Linked DNA regions of Homo sapiens: region 2 is linked to region 1. A link is an interaction called in ENCODE POLR2A ChIA-PET data of the cell type or tissue named here. Cell type or tissue: Panc1. All regions are shown on one strand. Each heading gives the region's core, and the rest is flanking DNA. Links, peaks and the distances in the headings are about the cores only.

Region 1 (5,377 bases), core at 93-5,092:
CTCTCCGTCCCAGGCCCATTTTTGACAGATGGCGGGACGGAAATGCAATAGACCAGCCTGCAAGAAAGACATGTGTTTTGATGACAGGCAGTGTGGCCGGGTGGAACAAGCACAGGCCTTGGAATCCAATGGACTGAATCAGAACCCTAGGCCTGCCATCTGTCAGCCGGGTGACCTGGGTCAATTTTAGCCTCTAAAAGCCTCAGTCTCCTTATCTGCAAAATGAGGCTTGTGATACCTGTTTTGAAGGGTTGCTGAGAAAATTAAAGATAAGGGTATCCAAAATAGTCTACGGCCATACCACCCTGAACGTGCCTAATCTCGTAAGCTAAGCAGGGTCAGGCCTGGTTAGTACCTGGATGGGGAGAGTATGGAAAACATACCTGCCCGCAGTTGGAGTTGGACTCTGTCTTAACAGTAGCGTGGCACACAGAAGGCACTCAGTAAATACTTGTTGAATAAATGAAGTAGCGATTTGGTGTGATCTCTGTCTACTTTGTTTTCTATCTTTTCCTTACCTTCTCTTCTAGCCTCATCTTTGCTGGAGGGGCGGGGGGTGGGGGCACTCAATGCACTTTCAGAGAAACAAGGAACCGTCTGTAAAGATTATCCGGCCCACCAGGTGAGCTTCCTTCAGTCCCATGGGGGTCCAGTGGAGTCTCAGCCTCGAGCAGTGCCCCTGCTTTACCAAGGAGTGTTCTTTGACCTCCCCTACTGGCTCCATCACACTTACCCCCCTTCACCCTGCACGCTGCGCTGCGCTTGCAGCTCACAGGGGTTCCTCCTCTCTTCTGTCTACCTCAATAGCAATCTCACACTCACATCACAGTTTTCTGCTTATTTTCCCCAGAAACAAACCCCCTTGAGGAGTTTGCTCTGTGTGTCCCAGAGTTGTTTTGTCACCCAAAGGAGCAGCATGACTAGCGTTTGCTATGGTCAAGGGACAGGAACTGGGGATCCTTGGAAGCAGGAGAGCTTAGCTTATCTAACAAGGCACAAGTTTGGAAGGTTGCACCACAGTCACCTCCAGCCCCGACCCTGTCAGGGACGAGAACAACAGGAAAAGATCGCACTCACCCCCCAAAACAAGAAGGAACTGTCAAAAATCCTAATACAGCCACATTTTCTTATTTTAGGGACTAAATCAAGGGGAGGGGCCAAGGGAATAGAACTAGACACCATGTCACTTCCATCTTGAGTCACTTATCCATGTCCACACACCCCACACACATCTCTGAGCAAGGGTTATCAGGGCTCATGAGGAAGGGTTGACAGGGGTTGACCACAACCCCACCAAAGTGGGAGAACTCAAGGCTGGGAGAGGGAAGGAGAGCAGCCAGCAGAAAGCATGGACTGCAGCTGCTTTCTCTCAAGTCTGCTGGGCCTTACGTCACAGCTGCTCATTAAGCACCCACTTGACGCCGGGGAAGTGAAATAGCACAGACCTGGCACCAGAAAGAACAAATGTGGCACCCACTGCTCCTTTTAAGGACTGGCTCAAGAAGCAGCAGGCCTCAGGGCAGGAGGTGAGGCAAACACAGCAGTACCTTCGCGGGAGAGGGAGGGGACTCGTTCAGGGCTGCCTCCTTTTTAACAAGCTCTCCAGGGCAAGTTCTGTGGCAACTGTCAAAAATAATGGACAATGCAGCCTTTTTCCCTTTTCTTATAAGCACTAGGGACACTATTTCCTCTTCCCCCAGCAGGACTGCTGTCTTTAACCAAGAGAAAGGGTCAAAAGGCACCTCGATGACCATCTGTCAAAACAGAAATACCCTACCCCTAAGTTACAGCATCAGAGGAAAAGGGTGGGCCAGTGGTTCTGACTTCAGTGTGCATCAGCATCACCTGGAAGGCTGGTTAAAACAGAATGCCGGGCTTCGCTTTCTGAATTTCTTCTTCAGTTGGTCTGGGATGCGGCCTAAGCTGTCATTGTTCTAACACATTCCCGGGTGACGCTGATGCTGCTAGTCTAGACACTGGTGTAATGTTTACCACCTACCCCTTCACATTTCTTTCTGTGCATCATATTGCCCAAGGGACAGACATTCCCTTGAAAATATATTACTTCATGTGTACACGTTGTACTTTTACTCCCAAGATCTCAAAGCCCTTTCATATCTATAACCTCCATTTGCTCTCAGGAATTCCCATTTGGTTAGCAGAAAAGAGAGAGGTCAAGGGCCTTAACTAATGCCATTGTTGAGTCCCCAGGCTTCCCATCTTCCAGTTCAGGGGTCCCTCCCAAGAACACACAGTCTCCCTGCCCAGGGCCTTGTGATGCCGTGAGCTGTCTATACCTCTAAGCCTGACTGCTGTGACTCTACACCATCCAGGATACCAGCAAGGAGCTGAGGGAGCAGGTGGGCCTCCAGGACACAAGTGTGGGGAGACCTCAACTAATGACTCTGAACACTGAGGTAGCAGAGAAAGGTATACGTATGTCAAAGGAAATCCTTGGTAATCAATGCAATTGCTTTTTTTTGGACAAGTTGGTTTTTGGAGTTTTGAGGCTTACTTAGCACACTGTAGACACCAAATAAAGACCTAAACTAAACTAAAGTTCTTGAATTAAAGGTAATGGTTTGTGGAAAATATCCCTAAGGATATTGGCTAAAATCTTATTGCTATTTAACTGATAAGCTATTGCAAAAACAGAATACTGAAGTTAAGAAAACAGGATAGTTTGACAAGGGGAGACTTGCGGGCATGACTGTAAATTCCTTGAGAGTGATTTTCTGGTCCTTTAGTGGTAGCTTAACAAATGTTTATAGAATTGAATGGGGCACAGGATCCAGTGAGGAGCACTGACCAGGTGGCTCCCATGCTGGGTATTTCTGCATTTAGGGTGGAAAGCCTGGTAGAGTCTAGGTGAGGGGTAAAGAGAAGTTTGTTTGCTTTTTCAGTTAGCTACTGGAGGGGACAAAAAGCATAACACAGGCTTTCTGGCAGCAGAAAACCACAGGCTATGTCAGCAAGTAAAACAGAGGTAACCAAAAAAACTGTCGACAGAGCAGATATTTTTATAGCTTAACATGAGGCTGCAGGGCTGGGACCTAGGAGACAATGAATGGATCACATATCCTATGGTGTGTCCGTTAAGCACCATATGGAATACCACTGTGGACTTGCGGCACCCGGAAAGAACAGGAAGGCCAAGGCCGAGTCCTTCAACTTGGAAATAAAAAAACTGAGGCTAGAGAGATCAGTGCAGCTATGATTTGCAGGGGTTTTCTTTAGCAACCCACCTCCTTGAACCAGATTATGGGCTGTGGATACGGGTATGCAAGTAGATTATGACAGGGACACCACAATGACACTAAGGCTGATTCCATCAGCACCCAGCACCCACTGGGTGCTGATCAACTCAGAGATCAACAAATTCTGAGTACCCACTGCCAGGCACTGAGTGAGTACTGGTCATGAGAAACAGGCAAAGCCACTGCAGTTTCTCCTTCCACTGAGGGAGATGGAAAACGAAAAGTATAGCTGTGGCCCTTTTGTTACTGAACTGAAATTCCAGAAATACCTCCATTCTCTGTAGACAGGAAAGAGAGGACAATTATTACCCCTTTTACATAGCTGTGGTAGTCCTAAAGCTTGTGACCTGACCTTTCAGCTCTCCTTAAAGAAACATGTAGAAACAAGTAGATGCTATGCATTCAGCATTTCAAGACAGGATATAAATACTCCACGAAAGAACACGCTATCTCAGAATTCCCCAGTGAAAACTGAAAAAACAAGGTAGACAGAAAAGCTTCCAAAACATGGTCTCATACCATGTGGAAATCTAGGGCTGTTAGGAAGAGAAATATTTCTTATGCTTAAAACCTCAGAGAAACACTTCATTGTACCTTAACATTAATGGGGAAAGTGAAGATACCCTCACAAACTCAGCCTAATGGGTTCCTTCCCTGATCCTCCACCCCCCAAAACTTCACTTTCAAAACAGGCTTATCTCTTTCTTCAAGTTCAGGCCGTCAGGGAATAAATGAATGCACACCGTTAACTTCTAATATAAGCAAACACCTAGAAAGGGTCCTGGTAGTCCCGGTGCAAAGCCTTTGAAGGAAAGTAACCCCCTCTGCACAGATCTCTCCTTCCTGGCTTAAAACTTGATGGACAATTTTGCAGCTGATTTCTAACCCTTGGAAATAAAGCTATTCAGACCACTGCTCCTCAGCCAACCAGGCCCTGTCTCGTCGGCTAGCAGGCTCCCACTGTACATATTGCTGTATGTGCCCAACATGTGAAGCCGCCGTGGGCAGCTGTAGAAGCCACATGTCACTGTCTGCAAAAAGGAGGGGCCGACCAAAAGAGCCTTGGAAACTCTTTCACTCCCCTTCTGCTCTACCTTACCAAGCCCTCTCTCAGAAAGCCATTGTGTAGGCTGAAGAGGGAAATAAAAGAAGGGCAGACTTTTTCCATGCCTCCCTGCAGACTACAAGGTAATGTAAAAGAACAGTAGCTACCCCCCAACGGCTCTGCTGAAGTGCAGGCCTCAGGGGGCCCCACCAACACTGGCTTCTCACTCCGGATTTGTACCGGGCAGTATTGTCTAATAATGAGCTGAGCTCAATTGCTTACCATATATTTTGCAGCATAACTAATCCCTTATATTTGTGCCTTTCACCCACATGTCTTTTTTGTTTGCTTGAAGGGAAGAAAAAAACCTCACCTTTGAAGCAACCTAAACCTCTCAGCCATTTACCTCCTCCATGGTAGACAAAGCTCTGACCAAGCACCACAGATGTACACTTGCCTTTCTGGTGTTAGCACTTCTTGAGTTATCTAGAGGCCAATGGTTGAAAGGTGAGGACAGTGATGCTATCAGGCAGCTTATCCTCACCTCAGTGCTTAGCCAGCTAAATGTTTGCAGTAAATCTTAATATTCATGCTTACTGGTCCCTTAGCTTTGTCAGCTAGGCATCTGCTCTGGTAAAGCACAACTTTTTCTCAGCCTGTTTAAGGTTGGCAAAAGGTGGCTGAGCTAGAGATCACTGTTCTTCCACCCCGGGATTGCTTCCCGACTAAGATGGATTCTGCCGCCCTTCGCTAATCAATTCATTCAAGCCATCAGGCACTGAGAACAGCAGGGCAATTGCTTTTTCCTCCTCAACCTATTCATCACCATCCATCCATCACACCTCAGACCACTTACTCTTCCAACCTCTACTCCGTCCCCACGAAGCACAGTAAGAGAAATGATCAACTTACACAGGCTTAGGCAGAGTTCTTAGGATGTATTTTTGTTCACCTGAAAAATAAAACTTTTTAAAAATATACAGGACTTTTTGAGTACAGGTATATCTTAAATGGCTGAATTATAAATAATGTCTCTGGTCATGTTCACAGCTAGGGCTGGAGCAAATGTCCCAAT
Region 2 (5,377 bases), core at 180-5,179, 200 kb before region 1:
ACCGCTGAGGCTGATTTCTGTTGAAAAGATTATTGCCCATTTTTATCTATCAAATTGACAAAATTACTGAAGATAGGCCACAGGGAGTAGGGGAAAGGGCCTTCTTGTACACTAGTAGTAGCGGAATGAATGGGTACAATCTTGATACCTGGTATCTTAGTCTGTTTTCTGTTGCTTATAACAGAATATCTAAAACTGAGCAATTTATAAAGAAAAGAAGTGTATTTCTTACTCTTATGGAGGCTGAGAAGTCCAAGGTCAAGGGGCTGTATCTGGTGAGAGCCTTCTTGCTGGTGGGAACTCTCTTCAGCGTCCCAAGGCAGAGCACAGCACCACATGGTGAGGGGGCTGAACGTGCTAATGTGCTAGCTCAGGTCTCTCTTCCTCTTCTTATAAAGCCACCAGCTCCCCTCCCACAGTAACCCATTAATCCACGAATTTATGAATGAAAGAACCCATCTGTGAGAAAGCAGAGCCCTCATTATCCAATCACCTCTTAAAGACCCCACTTCCCAATACTGCCACACTGGGAATTAAGTTTCAACAAGAGTTTTGGAGGGTACAAATATTCAAACCATAGCACCTATGTACAACAATTAAGAACATTCGGTGGGGTGCGGTGGCTCTCGCCTGTAATCCCAGCACCTTGGGAGGCCGAGGCAGGTGGATCGCTTGAGATCAGGAGTTCGAGATCAGCCTGGGCAACATGGTGAAACCCTATCTCTACTAAAAATACAAAAATTAGATAGGCATGGTGGCCCACATCTGTAGTCCCAGCTACTCGGAAGGCTGAGGCAGGAGAAATGCTTGAACCCGGGAGGCAGAGGTTGCAGTGAGCTGAGATCGTGCCACTGCACTCTAGCCTAGGTGACAGAGTGAGACAGTGTTACAAAAAAAAAAAGCAGTTCGAGACCAGCCTAGGCAACACAGTGAAAGCCTGTCTCTACTAAAAATACAAAAATCGGCCCAGCATGGTGGCCTGCACCTATAATCCCAGCTACTTGGAAGGCTGAGACGGGAGGATCATTTGAACCTGGGAGGCAGAGGTTGCAGTGAGCTGAGATCACATAACTGTACTCCTGTATCGGTGTACTGCTGCTCTGGCAAGACCCTGTCTCAAAAAAGAAAGTAAAATAAAAAATTCAGTATATTTACTTTATTATTATTATTTTTATGAGTCAGAGTCTCGCTTTATCACCCAGGCTGGAGTGCAGTGACGCTCACTGCAACCTCCACCTCCCAGGTTCAAGCGATTCTCCTGCCTCAGCATCCTGAGAAGCCAAGACTACAGGCACATGCCACCATGCCCAGCTAATTTTTGTATCTTTAGTAGAGATGGGTTTTTGCCATGTTAGCCAGGCTGGTCTTGAACTCCTGACCTTAGGTGATCTGCCCGCCTCGGCCTCCGAAAATGCTGGGATTACAGGTGTGAGCCACTGCGCCCAGCCAGCACATTTGTTCTAATTAAGCAGTTTCCCTTATAGGAGTCTATTAGAAATATTTACAAATGTGTACAAGGTCATATGACAAAGGCATTCACTGCAGCATTACTTGTAATGGAAAAGTATATGGAGACAATCTGAATGTCTAAAATTAGTTAAATTCTGGAGTTGTGAAACTGCCTTGCTATGGACTACCATGTGACTGTCAATAATAATGATGGAGATCATTATGTACTGATGTGGAAAGATTTTATGCTTTTAAGAAAAAACAGCAAGTTACAGTATTATTTTCAGTTATATAAAACAGTACCTGGCATACAGTAGCTAATCAATAAATATTTATTGAGCTGAAAGAGCATGAGCCCAGCCTGTTAAAAACAAATGACCCCCCAACACACACTTACAAACAAGCCCACATATTTTCATGAAAAAAAATGTTCTGGAAGGACAGTAACCACTGTCAATTGTGTTTATCCCTAGTGCATGAGCAGCTTTAACTTTCTCTGGCTCTGGTCTACACAGCCCACATTGTGTGAGGTGAGGCCGCAGTGGGCCCACACAGGCACCAGGCAGTTCACAGGTGTTGTTGCAGAGGTCTTTCGTCTGCACTCTCAGTGGGAAAGAACAGTAAAGCCCAACCACCCCAGCCACCATCCACGGTGACTTGCAGGTCATGGAGAGAAAAAAAAAAAAGGCCAAGGACAAAGATATGTAATTATTGACACTATTTTATTTATACCTAAGGAGAGACACCAAAGTATGAGCATCCAAGGGCCAGGGCATTGGGTGGACCAGACATTATGGGTGGGTGGCTTCTAAGGCTTGGAGAACCCAGGCCAGAGGCCACCCAGTATTCCCTGAGCACCTGTGGCTGAATCCTGAATGTCCTGGGTCTCTGCACTCAAAGCTTAAGGGAGAAACAAGGGGTGTCAGGCAGGGTCAGCTCTGAGGAGCAGGCGAGGTCCCAGTGGCCTGCCAGGGTGAGGTCAAAGGAGCTGAGGTCTGGGTAAGAGGACACTTCAGGTCAGTTACAGTGGCCTGAGAAGGACTGGTAGGCCTCCCTGAGGTCTTGGAAATAAGTCTAAAAGAGTGTGGCTTTAGAATATTTAGAAGGACTTTTTCAGAATTTAGGAGACATAACATAGTTTGGGGAGACTTTAGAGGAAGAGTGCTCAGCCATACATGGTGGCTCATGCCTGTAATCCCACCACTTTGGGAGGCTGAGGCGGGCGGATTACCTAAGGTCAGGAGTTTGAGACTAGCCTGGCCAACATAGTGAAACCCTGTCTCTACTAAAAATACAAAAATTGGCCGGGCGCAGTGGCTCACGCCTGTAATCCCACCAATTTGGGAGTCGAAGGTAAGTGGATCACGAGGTCAGGAGTTCGAGACCAGCCCGGCCAAGATGGTAAAACCCCATCTCAACTAAAAATACAACAAAATTAGCCAAGCACAGTGGCAGGCGCCTGTAATCCGAGCTACTCTGGAGGCTGAGGCAGAATTGCTTGAACCCGGGTGGCAGAGGTTGCGGTGAGTTGAGATTGTGCCACTGCACTCCAGCCTGGGCGACAGAGTGAGACTCCATCTCAAAAAAAAAAAAGAACAGCTTGGCTGGGCATGGTGACTCATGCCTGTAATCCCAGCACTTTGGGAAGCTGAGTGAGGGGAATGCTTGAGCCCCAGGAGTTGGGAGACCAGCCTGGGCAACATAGCGAGACTCTGCCTCTACAAAAAATTAAAAAATTAGCTGGGCATAGTGGCATAGGCCTGTAATCATAGCTACACAGGAGGCTGAGGCAGGAGGATTGCTTGACCCCAGGAGGTCGAGGCTGTAGAAAACCTGAGCAACAGAACAAGACCCAGTCTCCAAAAAAAAAAAAAAAAAAAAAAAAAAAAAGAAAGAAAAAGAACAGCTTGATGAATTTTTCCAAAGGTATACACACATGTAACCACCACCCCAATGAAGACAGAGCCTTTCCATCATTCCAGAAAGTTCTCTCATGCCTCTTTGCAGCCAATTGCCCCAACCCCCATAAGCCCCAGGCAACCACTGATCTGCTGTCCCTATAGCTTAGTTTTGTCCATTCTAGAATTTTACATAAATCCAGTTATACAGTACATACTCTTTTGTGTCTGGCTTCTTTCACTCAACATAATATTTTTAAGATTATGCATGTTGTGGCTGGGCGCGGTGGCTCAGGCCTGTAATCCCAGCACTTTGGGGAGGCCGAGGTGGGCGGATCACGAGGTCAGGAGATCGAGATCATCCTGGCTAACACGGTGAAACCCCGTCTCTACTAAAAATACAAAAAATTAGCTGGGCGTGGTGGCGGGTGCCTATAGTCCCAGCTACTCGGGAGGCTGAGGCAGGAGAATGGCGTCAACCTGGGAGGCTGGAGCTTGCAGAGCCGAGATCGCGCCATCGCACTCCAGCCTGGGCGACAGAGCCAGACTCCCGTCTCAAAAAAAAAAAAAAAAAAAAAAAAAAAAGATTATGCATGTTGTGTGTATCAATAATTTGTTCTTCTTTTAAATTACTGACTTGTCTTTAATTGTTCTGGATATACCACAATTTACTTATCCATTCTCCCGTCAACTGATATTTGTGTCCAGTTTTTGGCTACTGTGAATAAAACAGCTATGAACATTCATGTACAGCTGTTCTGTGAATATACATTTTCTTTTATCTTGGGTAAATACCACAAAATGGAACTACTGTTATGTCTGTTAGTTTTATTTTTAAAAACTGCCAATATGTTTTCTAAAGTGGTTGTCCCATTTAACACTCCCACCAGCAATGAATGAGAGTTCTAATTGTTCCATGTGTTCATCAGGACTTGGTAGTATCAGTCTTTAATTTTAGCCATTCTGGTGGGTGTGTATTTCACTGTGGCTTTAATTTGCATTTCTCAGTTGGCTATTGATATTGAGCATATTTTCATTTGTTTATTGACCCTTTTTATATCCTATTTAATAAACTATCTTTTACCTATTTACTTTTATAATTCAAAAAATTTGTTCAACACAATTTTACTGAAGTAGTTGAGGTAATTATGGTTATTTCCTTTTTACAGGTAAGGAAAATAAATCCAGAGAGACTTATCCACCTTTTCCTTTTTTTTTTTTTTTTTTGAGATGGAGTTTCGCTCTTGTTGCCCAGGCTAGAGTGCAATGGCGGGATTTTGGCTCACCACAACCTCCGCCTCCCAGGTTCAGGCAATTCTCCTGCCTCAGCCTCCTGAGTAGCTAGGATTACAGGCATGCGCCACTATGCCTGGCTAATTTTGTATTTTTAGTGGAGACGGGGTTTCTCCATGTTGGTCAGCCTGGTCTTGAACTTCTGACCTCAGGTGATCCACCCACCTCAGCCTCCCAAAGTGCTGGGATTACAGGCATGAGCCACCGCGCCCAGCGCTTATCCACCTTTTCTTGTAACAGATAACCAGCAGCTGGCCAGGTACAGTGGCTCACTCTTGTAATCCCAGCACTTTGGGAGGCTGAGGTGGGTGGATCACTTAGTAGAGATGAGGTTTCACTATGTTGGCCAGGCTAGTCTCAAACTCCTGACCTTAGGTAAGTTCAGGAGTTGAAGACCAGCCTGACTAACATGGCGAAAACACACTCTCTACTAAAAATACAAAAATTAGCCAGGCGTGGTGGCATACTCCTATAATCCCCACTACTCGGGAGGTTGAGGCGGGAGAATCGCTTGAACCCTGGAGACCGAAGTTGCAGTGAGTGAGACTGCGCCACTGCCCTTCAGTCTGGGCAACAAGAGCGAAATAGTTTCAAAAAAAAAAAAAAAAAAGAAAGGAAAACCAGAAACCTGTGGCAGCACCTCTGAGTTATGCTGAGCAACTGTCCGTACTGCAAAGGTAGGGACTGTCCTCCTCAGGCTTTGCTGAGTGACATCTACATGCTTAATGGGCTTTACT

What was found. ChIA-PET counts read pairs that join two places held together with the same protein. Peaks named below come from ENCODE experiments on the same cell type or tissue, not always from the same donor. Only the 100,000 strongest peaks of a DNase experiment are listed, where the experiment ranks them.
Region 2: POLR2A ChIA-PET joins it to region 1 with 26 read pairs; 2 of 35 experiments call an interaction of 5 or more read pairs at or near these places.

The regions. Positions count from the first base shown.
Region 1 is chr15:40,326,559-40,331,935 of GRCh38, reverse strand. CCDC9B (coiled-coil domain containing 9B) reads left to right here. Exons shown (of 11, transcript NM_207380.3): 11 at 1-484. INAFM2 (InaF motif containing 2) reads right to left here. Exons shown (of 1, transcript NM_001301268.2): 1 at 5,221-5,377. It also overlaps the pseudogene RNA5SP392. Among named protein-coding and RNA genes, the nearest start is that of INAFM2, 5.6 kb to the right of the region's middle. In Panc1, for the core only: no CTCF peak of the experiment used is centred there; no DNase peak of the experiment used is centred there; H3K27ac peaks cover 684 bases.
Region 2 is chr15:40,522,702-40,528,078 of GRCh38, reverse strand. It overlaps a transcript of CCDC32 not described here. Among named protein-coding and RNA genes, the nearest start is that of CCDC32, 40 kb to the left of the region's middle. In Panc1, for the core only: no CTCF peak of the experiment used is centred there; no DNase peak of the experiment used is centred there.